4 separate regions of the Homo sapiens genome follow, and regions 2, 3 and 4 are each linked to region 1. Evidence: chromatin loops called from intact Hi-C (ENCODE). Cell type or tissue: Caco-2. All regions are shown on one strand. Each heading gives the region's core, and the rest is flanking DNA. Links, peaks and the distances in the headings are about the cores only. Region 1 holds the start of LOC124901750 (a long non-coding RNA gene). Region 2 overlaps LOC124901750 (a long non-coding RNA gene). Region 3 overlaps LOC124901750 (a long non-coding RNA gene). Region 4 overlaps CALD1 (caldesmon 1).

Evidence for each region. Peaks named below come from ENCODE experiments on the same cell type or tissue, not always from the same donor. Only the 100,000 strongest peaks of a DNase experiment are listed, where the experiment ranks them.
Region 2: it touches region 1 in a loop (2.4-fold over the local background); 3 of 110 quality-filtered maps call a loop at or near these places.
Region 3: it touches region 1 in a loop (10-fold over the local background); 7 of 110 quality-filtered maps call a loop at or near these places.
Region 4: a loop joins it to region 1, with 6 times the contacts of the local background. A loop is called at or near these places in 3 of 110 quality-filtered maps.

The regions. Positions count from the first base shown.
Region 1 is chr7:134,843,352-134,849,320 of GRCh38, forward strand. It overlaps CALD1 (caldesmon 1), which reads left to right. Exons shown (of 15, transcript NM_033138.4): 2 at 533-620. It overlaps LOC124901750 (a long non-coding RNA gene), which reads right to left and starts at 533. Exons shown (of 2, transcript XR_007060537.1): 1 at 1-533. RefSeq lists an enhancer at 1,654-2,853. In Caco-2, for the core only: a CTCF peak has its summit at 2,291; a DNase peak (open chromatin) is centred at 2,320.
Region 2 is chr7:134,721,044-134,727,012 of GRCh38, forward strand. The region is part of intron 1 of LOC124901750 (a long non-coding RNA gene); the gene reads right to left. It also overlaps a transcript of CALD1 not described here. Among named protein-coding and RNA genes, the nearest start is that of CALD1, 56 kb to the right of the region's middle. In Caco-2, for the core only: a CTCF peak has its summit at 3,753 (motif pointing right); a DNase peak (open chromatin) is centred at 3,788.
Region 3 is chr7:134,629,917-134,635,885 of GRCh38, forward strand. The region is part of intron 1 of LOC124901750 (a long non-coding RNA gene); the gene reads right to left. Among named protein-coding and RNA genes, the nearest start is that of BPGM, 14 kb to the right of the region's middle. In Caco-2, for the core only: a CTCF peak has its summit at 3,190 (motif pointing right); no DNase peak of the experiment used is centred there; H3K27me3 peaks cover 115 bases.
Region 4 is chr7:134,938,047-134,944,015 of GRCh38, forward strand. CALD1 (caldesmon 1) reads left to right here. Exons shown (of 15, transcript NM_033138.4): 7 at 3,046-3,191. Among named protein-coding and RNA genes, the nearest start is that of AGBL3, 45 kb to the right of the region's middle. RefSeq lists a silencer at 1-68. In Caco-2, for the core only: no CTCF peak of the experiment used is centred there; a DNase peak (open chromatin) is centred at 3,315.

The sequences.
Region 1 (5,969 bases), core at 262-5,261:
TTAGACCCTAAATCTGAAAATAGAAAGGAAAGAGATTATCTGAAGACAAACTCCACTGTTAGTGACTCTGCCATTCATTTTATGTTTTCTCTTGAAAGCCTTTCTGTCTTTGTCTCACTAACAAGGTAGTTCATGGACATACATAGACACTACAGACCAAAAAAGTTTTCCACTTATAACATTTTCTTCCTTCAGTTTCCCTTTATTCATTCTCAAATTTTGAAATAAAATTACTGAGGGGATTGGGAGCAGTGAAAAAGAAACTTGGCAATTAGATACTATCCCTGGGTTTGTCTTAACTATACCTCCTTCTCCAGAATAATTTATTCAGAATAAATGGATGGACTTTGCGATAACTGTATTTTCCTTAAAATGCAAATGCACAATAGCTATTTCTACCCCTGCCTTACTTCTCCCTTTAGATTCTAACTAACAACAGTACTTGAGGAAGAAATGATATTTGAAAATATATAGTCTGTATTAGCTAAAATTCATTCAACTGAATTATGTTTCCATCCTCCTTTTATTCCAGGTATCATTGGAACATTTCAAGATCATCAAATCAAATTCCACAGGGATTGGTGACCAACCAGAAGGCTCAGACATCTGATTGCTGACCTGTGAGTAAAGTTTATGTTTTATTAATACTTTGGGCTCTGCTCTTAGGAATTACACAGCCTCTGTGCCTGATATTCTAAATTCTTACATCTGAAGATGCACTGTGAGAAACCAGTTTTTCTGCTGTGGCCCTCCTACTTTACTTGCCAGTTAATTAATCAGTTAGAATCTATCAAGTTTTGAAGGATCTATCAAGTCTTTTATCCTGTTTTGTAATCTGATTTTTTTTTTTTGCTTTATTTTTAAATGTTTCCTGCAATGTAATATCTTTCACAAAACAGTCCTGGATCAATCATGAAGTCTTCACTTCCTGTGAAAAATGCTAGTGACTTGAATCAATAAAGACAACATGAGTCAGCCTTCCAAGGTGAATAAGCTCACCTTTGTGCAAACACTGGTGATCTCAGGAGTGCTAAGTACCCCTCACTTTCAACAAATCTCTCTCACCTGGGAGGAAAACTTCTACCAGAACAAGGACCACCTAGGGAGGTGAAAGAGGGGATTTCCACTTTAGAGGATGGAGAAACCAAAGGGCATTTCACTCATTCACAGTTTTGCTGAGCTTGGCTCCAGTAGGTAGAAAAGTTCTTCAGGAGTTCAGCACACCACTCAGGCAATTGTTGTTTCAAAATTCTATCTGTTGCCCCCATGCAAGTTTTCTCAGGCTACCATAGTGAAAATCCACAGACTGGGTGGCTTAAACAACAGAGATTTCTTTTCTCACCATTCTGGAGGGTAGAAGTCTGAGATCAAAGTGTTGGCATGGTGGATTTCTCGAGGCCCTCCTTGCAGATGGCCACCTTCTCCCTGTGTCTTCACGTGGTCCTCTCTCCGGGCACACACCTGTCTGGTGTCTTTCTCTCTGTGCCCAAATTTCCTCTTCTTGTAAAAACACCAGTCATATTGGATTAGGCCCACCCTAAAGACCTCATTTTAACTTAATCACTCTTTGAAGAACTCATCTCCAAATGCGGTTACATTCTGAGATCCTGAAAGTTAGGATTTCAACGTATGAATTTGGGGGAAATACCATTCAGCCCATAATGCTGCCACCATCATTTTCCCTCTCTAATATGCTGACTTTTTGTTTATTGCACGTGGGCTTCCCTCTGTTTCTCCCCTCCTGAACTCTTTTAGCGATTACATTACTCTCAGAGCATCTGCAGTTCTTAGAGTGTATTATAATCATTTGGGTACAGCTCTCATTTCCCTATGACATTCTATAAATTCTGAAATCAGAGAGTGTGCCTTTTACATCTCTCATAGCACTAGAGGAGGTTTTGTATACAGTAGACATTTTGTAATATTTATTAAATGAATGAATGAATGAATGGAAAGAGGATTAGATGCAGCCTCTGAACCTGCAATTTATTTGCTTTAAGACTGTCTCCAAATGATGAGTATTAAAGATGCTTTCTCCTCACTTCCTGCCCCCCAAGACAGGTAGAAATAAGTTAAGGCTGAGGAGAAAAATTGAAAGAAAGGTGTGATTGACTAATAGCAGGAGAGTTACCTTTCTCCCAGAGGTAGGAAATAGTAAATAGCACAAGCATGCCCCAGTTAAGGTGGCCTTTCCACAAGAAAACTGTTCGGGGATCCAAGAGGGACTTACTGAGTTTGAAGCCTGTGGGACATGCAAGGGCATGTGTCTAGAAAACAATGCATATGCAGGTCTGAAGGTCAGGTGAGAACCAGAGATGTTCACAGTCACCACCTACAGGCAGGAAGCAGCAGTGTGTCAATGAATGAGGCCACCAAGGAAGACTGTGTAGAGGGAGAGGAGCAGTGGCTTAAAGATTCCATCAGAAATTGTGTATGGAAATTTTTCCTGCTAGATAACAGGAGAAGGACCCGTCCAAGAGGAAGAACACTGCACGATACTTCTAATGAAGCTGTGTGAGAACATGTAGATGAGCTAATGTGTGTGTCTATTTTTTCTCCCCTAGTGTTTTTGGACCTATTTTGTTCCTTCTCTGTCCTGTCTTTTGGGGGCTATGCCCCAAACCATTCCTGTGAGCCTTCTCCTACCCACCTTTGCTCCCTTCTAGCTAACTCCACCTATGGTCATTGTCCAACTCCCCTGCTGCCTGCTCAGGGAATCTTAGACAAACTTCCTTTGGGCCCATTTTCTTCATCAGCCAATCAGAGCTGATCAGAATGGACAGGAGGGGAGGCCAGGATGAGAATCCTTAATGACCAAAGAGACAGAGGCAGGTCGTTTTCAGGGTCAGGTGGCTGTGACGCTATGGTCACAGAGCATCATCTTGTTTAGTCAGTAAAGGCCCCAGATAGGGGTGGAGGGCTGTGCCTCTTTTGCCCTGAACTCCCTCCTTTGTCCATTGTCCCCTGCTGATTGTCCCACTCCACCTGTTCCCCAGAATAAGCTTTGGCAGTATTTTAGGGTTTCCCTGCCAGACCAGAGAGTGGAGGGGCCAGGCCATGGCCCCTGACAGTCATTACCAGCCTCCCCTCTCTAGGCCTCACCATCAAATGTCATTTCTCACGGAGCCATATTTACCCCTGGGCTGAATTTCCCTAATTTGCCCTGCTAGCATGATGCAAATAAAAGGGGTAAAGGTATTTATTCATCTCTCTTTTATTTTCCAAAGTGTTATTTCTTTTCCTTTAAGTTCTCTCCTTGCTTTATGTTTCTTCTCTCTCCCTTAGTTCTCCTTCCTTAGTAGAAACCCTTGAGCTTCAGGGTGATTTTCTGATTATGAGCAGAAGAGGCTATCAGAGATCTGGAAGCCACCTCCTGCATTTCTTTATTCCCCCTCCTCACCCAATTGTTTTAAATGTACATTGAGATACCAGCTTTCTTCAAGAACCCACTTCCACACTTTCCTCTTTGTGTTCTTGGAGTAGCCAGGAAAAAGATGCCCATTTTCTCGAAGGTACCCAAAATGTCAGTGACACTTGGGTCAGTGATTTTATGCAAATTACTAATTATATCAAATGAGAAATGTTGAAAGCAAGAGGAAACCCTTTGCAATCCATGAATGGTCTAGTTGGGGTGTTCCAATGAATGATGGCCAGTGGCCAACATAGGTGCCTCCCGACTGTGTTTCATTAATTTCAGTCAGCTCGTGGGCTTGGAGAGAAAGATCATTTTCCTATGAGCACGTAAAAGAAGTGCTTTGAGTTGTAAGCACTTCGAAGGCTTTGCCCTTGTTTTCGAATGGGAGATTTTATAACCACTGTGGGCCAGTATTTTTGAAGTCAGTCGAAGCTCCAGATGGAGTGGAAAGAGAAGCTTGGGTTTTTATTTTCTTCTTCTTTTCTTGAGTTTTGCAGAATGAGCCTCCCTGGAAACCTTGACAAAGTCCTTAGTCTCCTTTGGTTCAGGTGGGCCCAAGCTTTTTATAGTAGGATCTGAAGGGATCTTTCTTAAACTAAGATTCCTTCCTGTGGGTTTTTAGTAGTGGCTGTAGAACTAGGCTTATATGGGAGAAGGTCTGGAATCCACTCCCTTCCCTGGGAGTCTCCTCTCAAGGAGACCACTCTCAGGGTCCTTGTCATGAGATATGAGAAGAAAAGTCCACAATGAGCCTGGGCATAGTCCAGATTTGGTTAAGGATTGAGGGGACACGAGGTCACAGGTCCCATGGGACTCCCAGCGTTCTGGAAACCTCCATAGTAAAGAGGGTAGAGGACATTCCAACACCACCACGTGCAGCTTTAGTAACCTTGCCCAAATAAACGTGTTTCCCCGGCCAGGGAATTGCACCTGGTCTTAAGAGGCACCTCCATGAAAACACACCTTTCTGCCTGGCATGACCATTGACAGAGAAAGACTGTGCTGAGAAGGGGGATACAGCAGGGAGAAAAACACACAACGGTGCCAGGAGCTCTTGTCTAGAACTCCTTTCCAGGCTTTTTTTCCCCATAAGCGCAAGTGAGTACACAAGTAAAGAGAAAAGAATGATTGTGCTATTTAGCTTTGAACCAAAAACTATCAAGCCTTTCCTAAGGTTCCAACTGGAATAGCATTTGTACAGTTACAGGACACAGACTCAATTGCTTCTGAACTCTGCTTTAGGATGCCTAACAGGATTAAGTTGTGAACATCTCATACCACGCCGTGCAACAGTACTCAAATAGGACTTAAGCAGAACAAACAGTCTGGGGAAAAAAAAAAAGCCCTAAGACATTTTCCTTCCTACTATTCTCTGTATCCCAGGCTCAACTTAATGCCAAATTAAATCTGGATTTTTTTTTAATAGACGTTTCCTAGAGGAAAAGGCAGAGCTGCATTCCCTGAAACATATTTTAGCCCAAACTTATAACTTGGATTTTTTCTTTCCTCCTCCCTTTCGCTAATTCAAAACAAAATGTCCATCACGCACTCTAACACCAGCCTCTAAGAGCTAGAGACAAATGAAGTCTGAATATTCACGCCAATGTGGTACAAATGAGCTGTGATTTCAGGATGCTGGCTGTTTTACTGACAGGGGAAAAGGGCAGTTGACTAGTTTAATATATTTGGCTGAAAACACTTTGCTAAAGAGCAGTGAAGAAGGCCAATGTTAATAATGAATCCTGTTCTTTAATGACCAAATATGATATATCATGGAATGGGGCATCCTGAGTTTGGGGGAAAGCATTTCACCATATCCACAGGATGCAGACGAGAATGAATGCAAACATACTGCATTCATGTTGGGCCCTAATGAAGAAGCTCTTCTAGGAGTATTTTCTCCAAGTTCCTCAAAGAATTCCTCCCATAAGTATATGATACCATGATTTTGAATCTGATTTCACACAGAATTACAAAATTATAAATATAAAGACATTTGTTATTATGAGAGACTCCGGGAATCTAGCTAACTGTCTCCCATTATTGGCTAATGGTTTATAAATTTTAAAATGCAATTATAAGTTGGGGTTGATGAGGGAAGCCTGTGACCACCATTAGCACCTTCCTTAAATATGCATATTCAGTCAGTCGTTAATTCATTCATTCTACAGATATCACTGGATTGGACCTTCTCCATCTCACGTGCCATATTAGTTCTGTGTTACATTTGCAATTCTAGTATTCCTTACCATAAAATGGGCTTTTTTTTAATTAAATGCAATGGAAAATTTTGTGAATCCAATGACGTGTTCAGTGACGTAAATTGTGATTTCTAATACTGTATTTATTTTTCATTGGCTTCGTCTTGGCAAAGGGTCATAATATTTTAAATTTCTCTGCCCTCTCATCCACCTATCACACTTTATTATGCGGTTTATAGGCAAAACACAGGCATGCACTGGCTATATCTGTAAATCTACTTTTCTGCAAATCACTTGAAGGGTAATGCATAATTGCCCCCTACATTATTGTTTCCTAGATTCTAACTTTTGTA
Region 2 (5,969 bases), core at 646-5,645, 120 kb before region 1:
CTCTGAATCTTCTCCCTACCTGTAGCCCAACAGCCTGGGGCTGTTCCTGATATTCGCTATAGGCCGCTGGAACAGGAGGCTCTGTGGCCTCCCTGTGTCCCCCACAGTTGTGGCAAGAGCAGTGGAGCAGCCCTCTGGAAGAGAAGAATGTTCCCCTTAGGGGTGCAAGAAAATGCCTGGGAATAGGATATTTTCAAGAACGGCGATTTTCAGTTAATTTAATTTTCTGATTAACTGCAGTGACTTTGGGCCTTTCAACTCACTGAGCCTGGTTTAAGTCATCTGCAAAAAAAAAAAAAAAAAGGATGGGGTACTTCATGACCCTGGAGTCCTGCCAGCCTTGGAATTCTGCAATTCTATGAATTGAGCACAAGGCATGATTTTGTTTCAGCCTTTGTGGATTAAAAAACTTAGAATTCCTGGGTTTCTACTATAGTAGAACAGTTTCTACTGTTCTACTGCTGGTTTCTACTGCTATAGTAGAACAGTTTACTGGGTTTACTGTTCTACTATAGCAAAAAATACAACCCCATGGCTGTGTGTGTTTAGGGGAGGTGGGGGGGTGAAGGGTGGATGTGGTTTAGGGGAAAGACCGAGGGGGTCTACAGCCAATCCCAGTGACTAGCTGTGTGACCTCAGGCCAGTTATTCCACCCTTCTTGGCGGTAGTGTCTCCATCTCCATCAATGGAGATGATGGTATTCCTTGCAACATTATTGCTGTAGGAATACTGGTAAATGATCAACATATGGTAACCACAATATCCTATCAGATTTGGAGTCAGTACTTGAAGAATATTTTTCATCACATAGGTAAGACTTGATAGTAGTGGGGTAGCTCGTGCTGTGTAATTTATGGAACGCAGTCTCAATACTTTGTGATGGGGTTTCCGTTTGGCTCTAAGCAAGTGTGACTCTACCCTGAAGATCTATGGTGGGGTTTTTCTTTTCATTCCCTGACTGTAGCTTTTTCCTCTGATGGTTTTTCTCTTTCTTAAAGCTAGAGCACAGCTAAAACATTCTAGTTAAGTGAATATCCTAGAATGGCTGGATCCTAACACGTGGAAGTCTTTACTGTATGATTTGTGCACAGACACCTTGCCGGTTATTCACAGGTCGTGTTCAAATTTAAAGCTCACCAGGAGTCAATAGCCACAAAGATGACTTTGGAGCAGATTCCCTCTCTTCTATTGTTCCTTTCCTCCGGCCAAGTTTCTCTTCTCTTTGCCACTTTTTTCCTCTCTTACCCTTTCACCATTCTCTTTTCTCTTTTCTTCTTCTTCTAATCTTTTGATTTTAGTGTTCTCATCTTTCCAACTTTGTGCTGTGCATTCTGCAGTAGTTCGATTTTGTTTATTTATTTATTTATTTATTTATTTGTTTGTTTGTTTGTTTCTGAGATGGAATCTTCCTCTGTCGCCCAGGCTGGAGTGCAGTGGCACAATCTCAGCTCACTGCACCCTCTGCCTCCCAGGTTCAAGCGATTCTCCTGCCTCAGCCTCCCCGAGTAGCTAGGATTACAGGAGCATGCCACCACACCTGGCTAATTTTTGTATTTTTAGTAGACACAGGGTTTCACCATATTGGTCAGGCTGGTCTCGAACTCCTGACCTCGTGATCTGCCCACCTCAGCCTCCCAAAGTGCTGAGATTACAGGTGTGAACCACCGTGCCTGGCCTCTACCGTAGTTTTATTTCTCACTCCTTTGTTACATCTTATTCCACCCCCTCCACCTTTCCTTTCTGCTATCCTTTTACTTCCATTTACCCACAGTCCCTGCTGGGAGGCCTTTTCTATTAGATATATAGTGGAAAGGCAAGTCAGCTTTTCTTTGAATTTAGGAAAATGGGACTCACAGTTAACTTCTGGGGCTGAATTTCCAGAGGCCTTTGTCAGAGAGCCCAGCTGCTCTAGAATGAGAGCTATCAGGATGAGACCTACCAGCTGCCTGGGGTTGTAGTGATTCCAGAGGCACCAGGATTCTAACCAGCCAAGGGAAGCACTAACACGGATTGGTTTCTAATATTAACTATCACCCCCACAGCTAAGCCTGAGTATGAAGCTCATCTCTATCAGTTATCAGCTGACCGACCTTGGATAAATTACTCAATCTTTTTGAGTTTCAGTTCTTGCGTAAAAAGATATAACTGTTATACCTCCTCGAGGCATATCACAGATTAAATGAGATCACATATGTAAAGGGCATTTAGGGTAATCTGAAGTTTCTCTGCAGTTTCTGCATCTTGGCCTAGGATTTTTAATCCCTTAGGAAAATTCTGTCTATCTTCTGGGTAGTTTAGGGTTAGTATGGCTCAGAGCCCTACCCTGGTCCTCTTGTCCTGACATTAATTGAGTTAGAAATAAGGTAGTGCTCAATATCATGCTATATACCACTGCTCTTGGCACCCTTAAATCCAGCCATACTCAATACCCCCAATATTCCCATTTGATTCACTAATGACTCAAGCTGTCAAGTACAGTAGAAAAGGTAACTTTTTTTTTTTTTTTTTTTTTTTTTTTTGCAGAAAACTGCAAGCTCAAAACCAGTTTTAAACCTCATTCCAGGTCTGTTTAAAGCAGTGTTCTCAAGTGGGGGTGATTTTGTCTCTTAGAGAACATGTGGCATGTCTGGAAATATTTCTGACTGTCACAATTTTGGGGGCAGTCTGGGATGGTGCTACTGGTACATAATGAGTGGAAGCCACGGATGCTACTGAATGTTCCACAATGCAAAGAATGCACCTGTTCCAAATGTCCATAGTGCTGAGGTTGAGAAAGCCTAGTTTAGAGGTAGCCAGTTGGACAAAATCATGTTGGAAGTAGGGGGATTCTCTTGGCTTTAGAATCCTACTGTTTATTGAGTCTGAGAAAAGCCTGGATAGAGGAGGCGTTCAATGGGATCTGAAAAATATTTTAAAACTGAGCTGCTGTTATGAATTCAGAGAAGCATATTTGCCTTTTAGACAAAAAGATGTGGGGCCTCTTGCATGCCAAAAATTTGCTCAGGGTTTGCTATGCGGCAGCAGGAGAATCTGTCCATAAAAGGGATGGACTTTGCTGCCCAGAGGGATTCCCTTCAAGGGTTTCCCTTGTGAGCCTGAAGAATCACTGGGAAAGGGCAAGCCTGGCCAGCTTCGAGTTCCAGCCCCTCACCAAGGCGTGTTTATATTTCTCCGGAGGTGAGAGTGAATACACTTTAGGGAAGGGAAGGCACTCTAGCCCTAAAAAGGGGTTGTTTAGCAACCATCTTCTTGTTTCTTGGATATGAAGATTAACCAGCTTAGCTGGGAAAGGCCTTTGAGAAGGGAACCTAGGTTTAATATTCAGGGGAAGCTGAGAGAAAGGCATCACTGAGGGGAGAGCGCCTGGGGTTGTAGCTCAGAAAGATATAAGTCTGAACCTCAGCTCCTCCAGCTGTGGACTGACTCTGTGACCTTGGACAAAGAAAGGAAAAATAACTAAGATTACAGCACACCTACTGTATGCCAGACTTGATGGTAGTGTTGCATATGCAATATGATTTCACTTTATTTTTACAATAGCACATGAAAATAGTTTAGCTAAATCATATAGTCAGTAGCTGGCTAAAGAACTCTTGGTTTGTTTGACTCCAAGGTCCACGATTCTTCTATACCACACTGTCTCCCAAAGTCCTTAGCTTCTTTAAGCCTCAGTTTCATTGCTTGTGAAACAGGTACAGAGGAAGATTAGGAAAGTGAATTTAGAACAATCCAGTATGCTTCAGCCAGCACTCCTCCAGGGGGAGCTCCATACTCCTTCCTCCTTTCTACTGCCCTCTCCCTCCTCTTCTGAGGTTGGATGGCCTTAAGAACGTGTATCAGCCATTCACACCCAGGGGGACATCAGTGTGCTGAGAACAAGGTCCTGTGCCTAACCAGGAGGCTGGCTTCTGCATCCTTCTCTTCCTCTGCAAAGCTTCAGCTAATTCCCTGTGTCTAGGAGCCAAGAGGTGGGTGCAGTCAACCCCCTCTTCTTGTGGCCTCCCTTTTCTATTTAATTTCTGAGAATGATGACATGAGGTGGCCTAGGGATTGCTCCTGACAGCCAGAAAGAACTGTAATCTCTTTCACTCCTCAAACACCATTCTCCAGGGCCACAGCCCTGGCCTGAGTACCTATGTGGACAGCCCAGACTAGCTCTATTCAAGGCCTCAAAGTAAGCCTTTCCTTAATTCAATATTTCTGGATCTTAGTGCAGAAATTGACAGTGATATCTCTCCTCAGGCCTGTCATCCATGGAACAAAAGGAGGTGTCCATGGGTTCAACCTATCTCCCTGGATTCTACATTCCATGTGGGATCCAAACCATCCTGAAAACGAAGTGTCACTTTGTCTGTTTTATAATTTGTATGCATCTCTCTCTCAAAGGGCTTTTCAAAAGTGGGTGATTTAGGGCAGGATTTGCAATTCCTCAATTTCCTGAGCATGTATAGCATTAATATCACCCTTAGATTCTGTGGTACCCCCAATTCTAACAGTTGGTGCTTGACAAATATCACTCTTCAGTGCTCTTGTCCCACCTAACAAAGCTGAAAACAAGACCTGAAAGGATCAATTTATTTCCAAGGGCAATGGGCTGAATGGTGGCCCAAAGACATTGGATTTTAATCCCTGGAACCTATAAATGTCACCTTATTTGAAAAAAGAGTCTTTACTGATGTGATTACCTTAAGGATCTTGACATGAGAATAACATCCTGGATTATCTGGCTGGGCCCTTGATGCCACCACAAGTGTCATCATAAGAGTGAGGCAGGAGGAGATTAGATGTACGCAGAGGAGAAGGTGCTACAAAGACAGAGGCACATTGGAGTGACGTGGCCAAGGCACTACCAGAAGCTAGAAGAGGTCAGGAATGAATTCTCTTCTAAAACCTCTATGGGGTCCCCTGATGACACTTTGCTTTCAGACTTCTGGTCTCTAGTACTGTGAAATAATAAATTTCTATTGTTTTAAGCTACTAAATTTGGGTAATTTGTTACAGCAGCATTAGAAGACTAATACACCAAGTAACTTAACTGAATCTTATAACAAAACCCAAGAATACTTATAGGAATACACCATTATTCAGCACCTAACAAGATAAAATCCACAATGGCTAACATCCCACCAAAAATTACCAGGCATGCAAAAAAAGCTGAGAAATACAACACATAAGGAGAAGAAAAATCAGCTGAAACTGATTCAGAAAAGACTCAGATAATACAATTAGCATATATAACTATATAAGCATATATAAATATATAAGAATATATTAATATATTAGCATATATAATCTTAATTGATCTTTATATATTATATGTATATAACTTAATATAATATATATCTTTTTATATATTATATTATATAGCTTTATATATATAATATATATTATATAGCTTTATATATATAATATATATTATATAGCTTTAGATATATAATATATATTATATAGCTTTAGATATATAATATACAATATATTATATATATATATAAAGATCAGGACACGGATGCTGCCAGGGATACAGCTGAAATACAGAATTATGTTACAAAAGGACAAAAAGGAGAACATTGGCAGACAGCTGGCAGTTCTAGCCATCACCATAAAAAAAAAATTTGTATCACCAGTTGTATTAGTCAGGGCTTTATAATTGCAAACAACTCAAACAGATGTGGTTGATTTCAGCAGAAAAAGCATTTAATAAAAGGGTATTGTGTATTTCACAGACTTCAAAACCAGGCTTAGAAATTGAACAGGGACAAATGAGGCCTGGCAGCAGCCAGGACCACAGCTAAAATCTTGCTCCAGAGCCCATCTAGTGAGGATAATGCTGGACGTCACAGCTCACCCCTGAAGTCACCATCACTCCACATCTGGTGCTCCTCAGCCACTGTTGTCACTAGAAAGTCCACATTGTTGGCAGTACTGCCGCCAACCTCCAGAAATGTTCCTCCTCCTCACAGCTTCTTTGC
Region 3 (5,969 bases), core at 540-5,539, 210 kb before region 1:
CCTTGCCCTACGAATCTCCTTCACTTTACCATTCCAGAGTGGTAGCATTGATAATAAACCAGTGAATTTGGTGAGCTGTTCTCACAAATCATCAAACCTGAGGAGGGGGTCATGAGAACCTCTGATTTATAGCTGGTCACTCAGAAGGATGGGAGGCCCGGGACTTACGGCTGGCATCCGAAGACTGTGTTGAGGGGTAGTCCTGTAGTACTGAGTTCGAAACCTGTGGCGTCTGCACTAACTCTGGGTTGTTAGTGTTAGAACTGAACTGAATGAGTGGACACTCAGCTGGTGTCCAGAGAGCTGGAGAAGTGATACTGGAAAAGACACCATGTATTTGGCATCAGGAGGAATAAATGTCTCAGTAGCAGTGTTTTAAAAATTATATTTGAAATTCATCCAGGCTTCAGTCATATTGTAGTGGGAGAGTCATTCTATCTAGTCCATCATAATCCTAGCAGTAAATGGAATAGAATGTTTTTCTCTATATCCGCTGAAGGTTTTGACTTTGGAAGAAAAAAAAGGAAGTGAGATGTGAATAATAAACCATGGGTAACAGGGTTTGGTTTGGTTTAGTTTCTTAAACCATGATTATACCATGTTTATTTTTCTGAGGGCTAGAAAGATAGCAAAATACATGGAGAAAAGTTAACTGTAAAAGGGGCTAGAAGAGCTTGACACCTAAAGGTAAAAGAGAGAAAATGTTTCCTTATAGTTAATTACTTAAAATAAGTAGTATTTTCATAAAATAATAAGGTTCTTGAGAACAAGGACAGTATCTCTTTCATATTGCTTATTCATCAAAGAATAAGCACCTATGCACTTTTGGGGATCCAAAACTACTATGCTAAAATGATTGTCAAGGTCGTGTAGACTTATCCTGAGGTCACACAGCCACTGTAACAGATCATAGGAGTAGACTAAAGTCTCCTGACTCCAGGCCATGCTTGCGTATTATATCACACTACACCACTGAACTGAGTCAATATCAATTATTCAAGTATATGGCATTGCATACCACAAAGAAGGAGAAAAAATACTCTATTTGGATTCAATTGTTTTCTTCTTTACTGATTACTTCATACATAACCTGTTTGTTGAAAGAAGCACATTCTCTATGACTATACATCCTCAATTGTATGTTTAAAAAAATAATTCATACTGTAAGGACACAGTCATTGTGTATGTATACAGCTCAACTTCCTCAGTTGCTAAGGATGAATACTGCTCAGGATTAAACATGAAAAGCAGCTCTAGCTAGAGGCCAAGAAAGAGCTGATTTGTACATCAAAGTCATGGTGTCTAAGAGCTATAAATGGTAAATATGTGATGAAAGAGGTTAAGAGAAAAAAGAGAGGTGTACATGCATGAGGTGAGTCAGGCTGGGGTCTGAAATTCTAAAAGGTGGATATGTTTTGCTGATTTGGGGGTAGTTTTAAAGCAGTCAAGATTTGACTGCTATCTCTGGATTTATCCACCTCCCTTCAGAGTGGGCCTGAGTAGAACTGGATTGGAGTTTCTTTAGTGGTTTGTTTAGTGAAGGTTGTCACATGGTTGAAGGTTTGCTTGTAGCACTGTGGACTCCCATTTGGTCATCAGGTGTTGTACTTGTTTTTTCCAAGATAACCTATACAGCACCTCCTCACTTCCTCCAGTAACAGAGGTGAGCTATGGAGGCAGGGTATATTGGATAGATGCAGCTAGGCTGGGTACAGCAGGGAGCAGTGAAGGGCAAGTGTACATATGTGTCTGTGTGGGTGTGTGTGTGTGTGAAAAGCTAGAGATGAAAGTGACATAATGACAACTCTGGATACCCAAGAATGGGCACAGGACTCTGTCCCACAGCTCCCAGCTGTGATTTGTAGTACAGATCTGCTAGCAAGAGACTACAACCACCTTGCTACTTCAATAGCTTTCTCTGATGTGTGGGTTTGCAGTTAAGATCTTATAGCTCTATTTGACTATAGATGGATTCAGCAAGGAATGATAAAAGATGAGGTAGATACACAGAGAAAAGTAGTGGATGTGGGGAGACCAGTCAGGAGGTTACTGCAGTCAATAAGAAAGGATGGCAACCTGAATAGCAAAAGGGTTATAAGTACAATGAAAACAGATATTTTAAAATTATAAGAAAATACAACATAAAATTTTGGTGCCATAAACTTGAAAATCTAGATGAAATGGCTGATTATACAGAAAACACAAATTAACAAAATTGATTCAAGAAGAGATAAGAAACAGGAATAGACCAGCTAGCAGCAGAGGTCAGGGAAAAGGTGAGGTGGTGAACAGCATATGAAAAGATCTACCCTATAAAACATCTCTAAGCTTGAATGACTATGCAAAAAAAACCCTATCAGACATTCAGAGTGTAGATCATTTCCATGATATCCAAATTATGTCAAAGCATCAAAACCAGGAACTTTTGCAATTCATCTCACAAGGTTAGAATAACCTAGAATTACAATCTAACAGTCATTGAAAATTACAGACCAGGCTCTCAAATAAAAATAGATAAGAAATCCTGAATAAAACATGTAACAATTGAATCTAACAGTATATTTAGAAAATATACTGTGCCCAAGTAGGTTTTTATTTCAGAAATTAAAGAATAGCTAAATATTAAATATTCTATTGTGTAAATACTATATGGTGTAAATACTATTTATTTACATAATATAAAAGAATCAATTAATTAATTTAATTAATAGAATAGAAGATAAAGCAAGCAAAAGATAAAGAGTCAGTAATTAGAGAAGTTGGAGGCTAGAAGTAGCCAGTTTGGGGTCTGGTCAAAATACAGGGAAGATGATTATTCCAAGTAAAGAAGAGGGACAATGAGACAATTAAAGTACCACAAGATGTTAAGATCTCTAAGGAGATCTCAGTTGTCCAATAGACATTTGAGGTGGATGCTGAGTGTGGGCTTTTGGCCACAGACACCTCTGAGGAGGCAATCTGTCCATCACTCACTTGGTGACCATGGGCCATTTAATTCAAATCTCTGTGACCCTAAATTCTCACCTAAAAATATGAGGCTAATGTGATGTAGTATATCTTTCAGGGTTGTTGTGAGGACTAAACGAGATAATGAGAACTAAGTAGTTAGCACAGAACCTGGCACATAATAAATTATGGTAGCTGCTATCTTGATTATTAATGTATTTTTTTAAACTGAGACCGGATTGACAACCCCTTCATATGTGCTTTCTTCTCTGACCACCAGAGAGCAGACCAACATTACCCTTCCAGAACGAGCAAATACCTCAGGTTCCACAGCCTGAGAGTTCAGAATGTTTTCGGTAAGCTGCTCTTCTATAAATTTTGTCAGAAGAGCAAACTAACCTTTGTGAAAGGCATAGCAAAATGTCTGCTTTCTTCTTTATATTTTAGTTGAGAAAGGACTGGGATGTAAGTTAAATAGTCACTGAATATGAAATTACATGTAAATATCGAGATACACCATATCTGGCATTAGGAATCAAGATGATAACTTGATGTATTACTTTTCTTTTTGCTTTACATTGTAGGACACTTTTTGAAGTGCTATTATATAGATATAATAGGTATAAATATAATAGATGTAAATATTCCATTTTATCTTCACAATAACAGTGTGAACTACACAGGCCAGAGCACGTTGTTCCAATTTAACTGGTGTGAAAACTGAGGCTTATTAGAGTTTAGTGGCTCATCTAAAGACACACATATATTTGGTGTCACAATCTGAACTTCACCGGATCCGAAGACCACAGCACATACAGGAGTGCTCTTTTGGTTCTCTTTCCCTCCTTCTCTCCCTTCCTGTGTCCTTCCTGCCCTTCTTTTCTTGCTTCCCTCTTTATATTTTCTTTCCTTTCCCCTAGCTCCCCCCTACTTTTTCTTCACTTCCTTCTTCATTATGCAATATTCCACACATATATATGATCTAAATAAAATGAATGTGATTAACCCACCATTCAGCTAAGAAATATTACCAGTATCTCTGAAGCCCAACTGCACACCATACCCAACCTGTAACCTGGATTTTGTAATAATTTTCCTTTTCGTTCTAGTTGTATCATCTTATCACTTATGCATCCCTACAAATATATACATTATTTATTTGCATATTGTTGGACTTTATGTAAATGAAATCATTCTCTCTCTTTTTTTTTTTTTGCTCAAAATTATGTATCTGAGATTTATCCGTGTTGATGTGTATAGCTGTGGTTCATTCATTTTCACAGCTTACAGTACTCCATTTTATTCATCTGTTCTCTTACTACTGGGCTTTTGGGTGATTTTCAGTTTTGTGCTATCATAAACAAAGCTGTATATGACTCTTGCTGTACATATGCCAAACTTTCTCCAAGGTATTCACCTAGGAATGAAATTACTGGTTCATGAAGTGTACTTACCTACAACTTTACAGCTAATGCCGAATTGTTTTCCAAATTAGTTTTACCAATTCCTATGAGCTTATTACTTTGCATTCTCACCAACATGAAATTGTCAGAAATTTTAGCCAATTTCACACCTAATGCTCAGATTTTGGTTTTCAAACACCATTCTGCAATAAAAGGAACCAGCTTCCTTGGAGAAATAGCTGATTCCAGGGCTAGGGCAAGTAATAAACAAGATGATCTTGGAATATCTTGTAGTGCCAGAGAGTAAGAAAATGCTCCACGAAACAAAAACAAACAAAAACACAGCAGCCAATCACTAAGGAGCTCCTAATTGCCAAACCTGGAACAATCAGAGCAGCAAAATAAATACAGTGTACCCTAGAACAACATGGGTTTGAGCTGTGAGGGTCCACATACACATGGATTTCCTTCCACCTCTGCCACCCTGAGACAGCAAGACTAACACCTCCTCTTCCTCGTCCTCCTCAGCCTACTCAGTGTGAAGTCGACGATGATGAAGACCTTTATGATGATCCATTTCCACTTAATCAATAGTAAACATATTTTCTCTTCCTTATAATTTTCTTAATAACATTTTATTTTGTCTATTTTAAGAATACAGTATATCATACATATACAAAATATGTATTAATTGATAACGTTTTCTGGAAGGCTTCTGGCCAACAGTATGCTGGAAGTAGTTAAATTTTTTGGGAGCCAAAAGTTATAAGTGGATTTTTTTACTGCATGGGGGTCAGTGGCCCTAATTCCCATGGTATTCAAGAGTCAACAGTATAGTATTGGATTATAAACCATAAAATATAATAAGCTTCCATGAATTCATACTGATATAAATAAATAAATAGGGGAGATGGGACAGCTCTTCCTTGTGATAGAATTTGAATTAATAAATGTAAAATGAAAGAAAAACACAAAAAGTCTTCACTAAATACCACCATAATAACTCTTGCAGACATCCTCCATCAAGAGATGCTAAAATTAGTGGGTGAAAGTTTGAGTCGAAATAAAGTTTGAATCATTTCAAAATACCTTCCCTAAAATATTGACGACAAAGAGAAAGACAGTAATTTTACCAGGGAGAAACTTGGCAGAAAGCAACTTAATCAAGTGATCGAGGTTACCACTACCAGTAATAAGATATCAACATCATGAGCCCTGCAATTTGATGCAGTGAGGACATAGCATCATTTCATGGTAGTCTCACACAACATGCATAACTAGAGTTCAATCACAAGAACACATTAGACGAACTCAAAATTGAGGGACATTTGACAAAATAATGTCTATTCTTCAAAAATATCAAGGCCATGAAAGATAAGAAAAGGCCAGGCATTGACTTCTCTCTAGCTATGAAAGTCCGAGTTGGCAACTTCTTCCAATAGAAGGCTGTTTCATTTACATTAAAAATCTGTTTAGTGTAGCCACCTTCATCAATGATCTTAGCTAGATCTCCTGGCTAAGTTGCTGCAGCTTCTACATGAGCACTTGCTGCTTCACTTTGCATTTTAATGCTATAAAGACACGTTCCTTCCTTAAACCTCATGAATCAACCTCTGTTAG
Region 4 (5,969 bases), core at 500-5,499, 95 kb after region 1:
GTGTGCATGCAAATCACCTGGCAGTCTTATTAAATGCAGAATCTGATTCCATGAGGTCCATGTTGTCCGTGGACCAAACTTGCAGTAGTAGCGAGGAGTCTAGAAGACGTCCATGTTATAGAAATTGAACCCAGGAAAGGATTTGGGGCTTATGAAGCTAACAAAAGCACGTAAAACCCAGCCTGAGAAACAGTAGCTACACCCAGCTCTTGTTGCTATTCTGGAACCAAATAATGCAAAATATGCTCGAGACACATCTCAGTTCTTGCTTGCTTGACTTTCTGAGTGTCTCTCTGGCACAAGGGCCTGTCATTTGAATTCCCATCCCCCACCTCATCCCCATGTATTATTCCACTGGATATCCCAAATATCTAGAGTTTCAAAACCCAAATGATCCCATTTGGCCAGAGCCTTTTTTATGAGTATGCTAATGTTATCTGTGTATGAAGCACACAAACTTTTTCAGGATACCCGGCTATCTATTAATCCTTCAGCACGGACGTTCTCCATGGTAACAGTCTGACCTATAAGATCTAATGCCTTTCCCAGGGGGCTCAGAATCCCATGAGTTTGGGTTAAATCTGCCATAACATCTAAAAAAAAATGTAAAGGCTCTACGGAATTACTTTATTTATTCATTTCCCAGAAAGAGAAAATAATTTTCAGTTGAACTCAAATCGTCATTATTACATTGACAAGGTTTCTAAGGTTTTCCAAAAAGAATATAAGCCTGCCATCCACTATAGCCTTTGCCAATAAAGGCAGAGCTTGAAAAAAGGGGGGATTTTTTTTCTGTTAGACATGTATCATCTTACAAATCTATTTTAAACACTTTTGGGACCAGTAAATCAGATATAATACATTTGGGGAGAATGGAAATTTTTCTGACTGCAACATAGGATAAATGAGTTAAAGGGAATGTCTCCATGCGTAGTGCTCCACAGACCGTGAGCTCCTACTCGGAATTTATTTCATGGTTATCCCTAAAATGGGTTTCCCTCACATTTGGAGCCACAGATGCTTCTTAACTAGAACATAAACTCCAGTCCATGGTTTCTGGGGCTAAGTCTAACAACAATAGGCCAAAATGAGAATATATTTTGTTTCCTCCTTCCTGTCCAGTGAATACTGATATATTCTTGGGCAAGGACAGCCATCAGGGAGCCACAGTGAAGCTGTCATTCAGGCTATGAGCTTGCTCCTTTTTTCTGTAGCCTCTCATGACCCATGAGGACCCAAGAGGGAAATGACAGGATGAAAAATTCGGAAGGAATCATCTGGTCCAACCGCATTTTTTCACGTACTTGGGACCAGCATCCCAGAGCAGTCAAGTGATTTGTCCAAGTAACACAACTAGTTTGTTGTCAGCACTGGAGCCAAAAGTCAGGTTTCCTGATTTACAGACAAAGCTCTTGCAGAGAATGGCAAAGTACAGCCCCCATTTTCAGTGTGTCCGAGGGACATCCTAGGTATATACCCCATGGTGAAAGATTGAAGTCTTAACTAATTAGGGCAGCATAGAAGTGAATCCCTAGTAATTAATCAGATAATACCCAAAGAAGACAATCAAATGACTTAAAACTTATCAATAAAGAGCAAAAAACTGTGCTCTGCTTTGTAAAACATGCACTTTAGGCCAGGTGCAGTGGCTCACACCTGTAATCCCAGCACTTTGGGAGGCCGAGGTGGGCAGATCACTTGAGGTCAGGAGTTTGAGACCAGCCTGGCCAACAAGGTGAAACCCATTCTCTACTAAAAAATACAAAAATTATCTGGGTGTGGTGTTGCATGCCTGTAATCCCAGCTACTCAGGATGCTAAGGCGGGAGAATCCCTTGAACCCGGGAGGTGGAAGCTGCAGTGAGCTGAGATCGCACCACTGCACTCCAGCCTGGGCAACAGAGCAAGACTCTGTCTCTTAAAAAAAAAAATGCACTTTAGGAGTAAATCTTCACAGAGTATCTGAAGAATAGGTGAGAAGAGGTGAGTGATCAGGTCAGGATAGAACCTCCTAGGCCACAACACCTAAAGTCCTGAGTTCTTATGGCCTACCTTTCCTCTGGATTTCTTTAGAATGCTCATGGTTTGTAACTGTCTTGAAAAGAACCATCGTGAATGCACCTCACCTGTTTTCACACTCATCTTTTAAGAATGGATGAGATGATATAAGTGAAGTGATTTGAATTCCTTTACCCCCTCCCCCACAAAAAGCTATGTAAATTCAGTATACTTTTAAATAATCTGTCTCACTTACTGAAAGAAACACAAAACGCACAAAATATGAAAGCTAACACCTGCCCTCCATATATCATCTTCCTATGTCTCCCACCACAACCACAAAACTACTTCCAGAGAACTAAATTTTTATTGACAATGGAAATCAAGGTAAACCCTGGAATTTTTCCTATTCCATTCTAACTTTAATGGTTTAGATGACTACAGACATGTTCTCACAGACCCCACATATCTTTGGATCCTCCTACTAAAGGTAGGGTTAGTAAATGTCCCATCCTTGGGACATAATTTACTCAGTTGATTAAAATACTGGTCTTCGCCAGAGTTGGTTTGGCAGATCTAGCTAAACTGATAGGTTTCCTTTTCTTTCTTTCCCATTTGTGTCTCTCTCACAGATTCTCTCACCATCCAGGAAGAAACCTGTCTAAGCAACGTGGTCATTCTTCCATCAAAGCCATCCTAATAATTGCTCTTCCCAGTGGGAACTGCAAACAGCTACTTTTACATGAAGTTCCCAGAACTTAGTGGTTTCCAAACAATAGTACTACCACTGCTCTTGAAAATAAAAACCTCAGTGAGATCAGGGATGATCTTACCTTCTTAAAATTGTGGTAAAGGTGTTTGTTCACAGGCTAAAGGACCATAGCTCATTCTCTAAGAATTTCACCTGATTCCAACTCTACCACATCTGAGTGGTTTCTTTCTGAGTTTTCTGCCTTCCTAACAATTTTGGGTCTTACTTGATGATACCAACCAAAACCTAATAAGATTTTTCTTGTTCTGTTTCTTCCTGATATGTACTGTTGGTTAGATCAAAGATGAAAAGATTAAAAAGGACAAAGAACCCAAAGAAGAAGTTAAGAGCTTCATGGATCGAAAGAAGGGATTTACAGAAGTTAAGTCGCAGAATGGAGAATTCATGACCCACAAACTTAAACATACTGAGAATACTTTCAGGTAAGAAGTAGCAACTAGTTAATAGAAACTGTGTTCACATGCAAAGAAAAAAAAAAAAAAGTCAGTCTTCCCATCCTGTGCTTCCAGACAGAAACGTGCTAAGCAGGCAGCATGCTTTTGTTGTGAGGTCATTAGCCATTGTCTTAGAGATACTCAGTCAGCAGGTCCAGTTCTTATATCACTAACAGAAGACCAGCAGTCATCGCTCAGACAGGGCTTAGTCTGCTTTTCCCATTATTTTGAAAGGCAGATCATGCTTGGCATCCATGTTTTTGTTCACTGACCTTTTGTGAGATTAGTGTATTAGAAAACATTATAACTGGGATTCATGTCATTCAATGATTCTCTATATGGTCTGACCACCTTCCTAAGAGACCTTTCTCAGTACCATTTTCAAGAATGCATTTTCTAAAGGTTGTAAATAAATATTGCATAAGACTAAGATTGTTTTGTGGCGAAATACTTGGGAAACACTGGATTAAGCTAAATTCCTCAGATTTCTTTACCACATGACTTTGAGAGCCCTTCATGTTCATTTTCATTGGAAGTCTCTAAGAGGGAGTGAGAGGTATGGACCTACTGCTCTATTTTATACAGTTTGGAAAAACTCTCTTGTATAGCTTGAGCTTTCCCCTCAACATAATCCCTTACCCCATCAAACTGAAAATCTGGGCAACTGATTATCAGACAGACGAGACCAGTATATTCAGGTAAATCCTCATTTCTAAATACAGTCGAATCCTGAGAGCTCTCTACCAATTTTGTAGAAGAACTTGAGGTGCAGACACTGGGCTGGCTACGTGATTCCTGTGCTCCTTCCCCACAAAACACTCTCTCCAACCACTGGGGCCAAATTCCAACCTCTGTTTTGTCACTGGTTGCTGTGCCAGATGTGCCGGAGAGGAGTCTTGGGTCCCTGCAATGTGGATTTCCCCGGGCTTGTTCCTTGGCTGCAGGCTTGCCTAGTGACCCTGTTTTTCTGAACACTTCAAATAAGAAAGTCATCAAGCAGGTTTGAGGGAGAAATCTGACATGCTCCTCACACCAAAGCCTTTGTAATATTCAAAAGCAGGCGGAGCTACTAGGGATGGATATTTCAGTCTCATCCAAGAGGCTAAGATGGATAAATACGGTTGCCCCAAAACAATTTTTTTGTACGTAAATTTAAGCAGAAACCTATTCATATTTATCCAAAGGAGAACCTAAAGCTCACAGAAGAAAAGGTGTACATAAAAGATCTAAATAAAATGATGAAGGTGTAAGAAAGGTAGAATCTATAGATATTACTTGGGATTGCCAAGAGAATAGATGTGAAAATTAAGTTTATTGAACATTCATAGAAAATCTACAAAGCGAGTTGATTCAGGTTGGTAAGTTGAGTCTAAAACTTGCTGAAGTGTCTGTAGTTTAATGTTTTAAAGCCCTAGAATAGTGTTAGGTTCATGAAAAGTGTTCAATGAATATTACCTAATATTACTATTTTTTAATAGTTTAAAAGATGTCTTGTAAACATAAGGTTCTTTTAAGGTATAAGTTTTTTGTTAAGAGAAATAACGTTTAAGAAAATCTGTCAGTAGAAAAAAGTCTGTTTAACAATTAGCAAACTTGCCAACAAGCTTCAAAGCTCAAATTAATAATTAACATGCCTATTGTGTAGAAATCCAAAAAGCTGGGTAATTCGAAGAAAGGAATAGTCACAAGAGATGGTGACAAGTTAAGTGCTAAGAACACTTACGTGTGACTCTGGCCTTAATTTTTCTATTTTGGGCAGGAAAAAAAAATACAGGAACAAGCTGCTACCATATTATTTATTTTTGTTTAGCCACCAACGTATGTGAGTTTTAGTTTCAATTAGAAGTTCACGCTGATTGAAGTAGAGAAGTATAGTTTTGCTCCATATACATATAAAATGAGGAGAGAGGAAGAGAGTATCCGCCTAGCCTCTATTTAGGTAAGTTTAGTACCTACCAGCTTCACTGAAAACAAGCTGTGTTCTTAATGGTCAAAGGCCTGATACTCATCTTGACTTACACCTAAGGAAGCCAAGGACGGGGGTAGGGTGGTGGGGGTGGGGTGCGGGGAGAAAGAACTTTATGGAACGATTTCCACATTAAGTGGCACCCTAATGCTGAGGTCATGCACATAGGCAGAGGTGGTGTGAACAAAACTTTTGCTCCTGTTTTGAGCATAGCTGCTTATGTGTGATTTAATTACTGTTCCCTTTGATATCTGCATTTTCTTGTAACTCGTTTTCTCTAAAACATGACATAAAAATCTCAATTCAATGAGCAAGATATAGCGATGCAAATTATACCAAGGGTTTTATAGAAAGTGCAAAATGGTTTTTTGATTTTTTATTTTTGAAGGTAGAAATTAAAAGATTTTTTCCGATTATAGAAAAAAATACTCATTATAAAAACGCTCAGAAAATAGAAGAATAAAAATAAGCACCCACCACCCAAAGATAACTAGCAGTAACACTTTTTCCAGATATTTATCTATGTATATAATATTCAAGATAAATGCACACACGTGTGTATATTTATATGTAGTATATACGTGTGTGAGTATACTTATAATTTTACATTGATTCTTGCACTGTGCATAAGAATGTGTCATAGCTTGCTTTCTATGCCAATAAATATAAGCCTATAATTAATGATATTAGATTCTACTGGATGGATGTATTAGGACTTATTTAGCCAGTCCCTAATGACGGACATTTTGATTGTCCAAAATGAAGACTGAGTGACACCTAGTGGAATCCATAGATGTTTC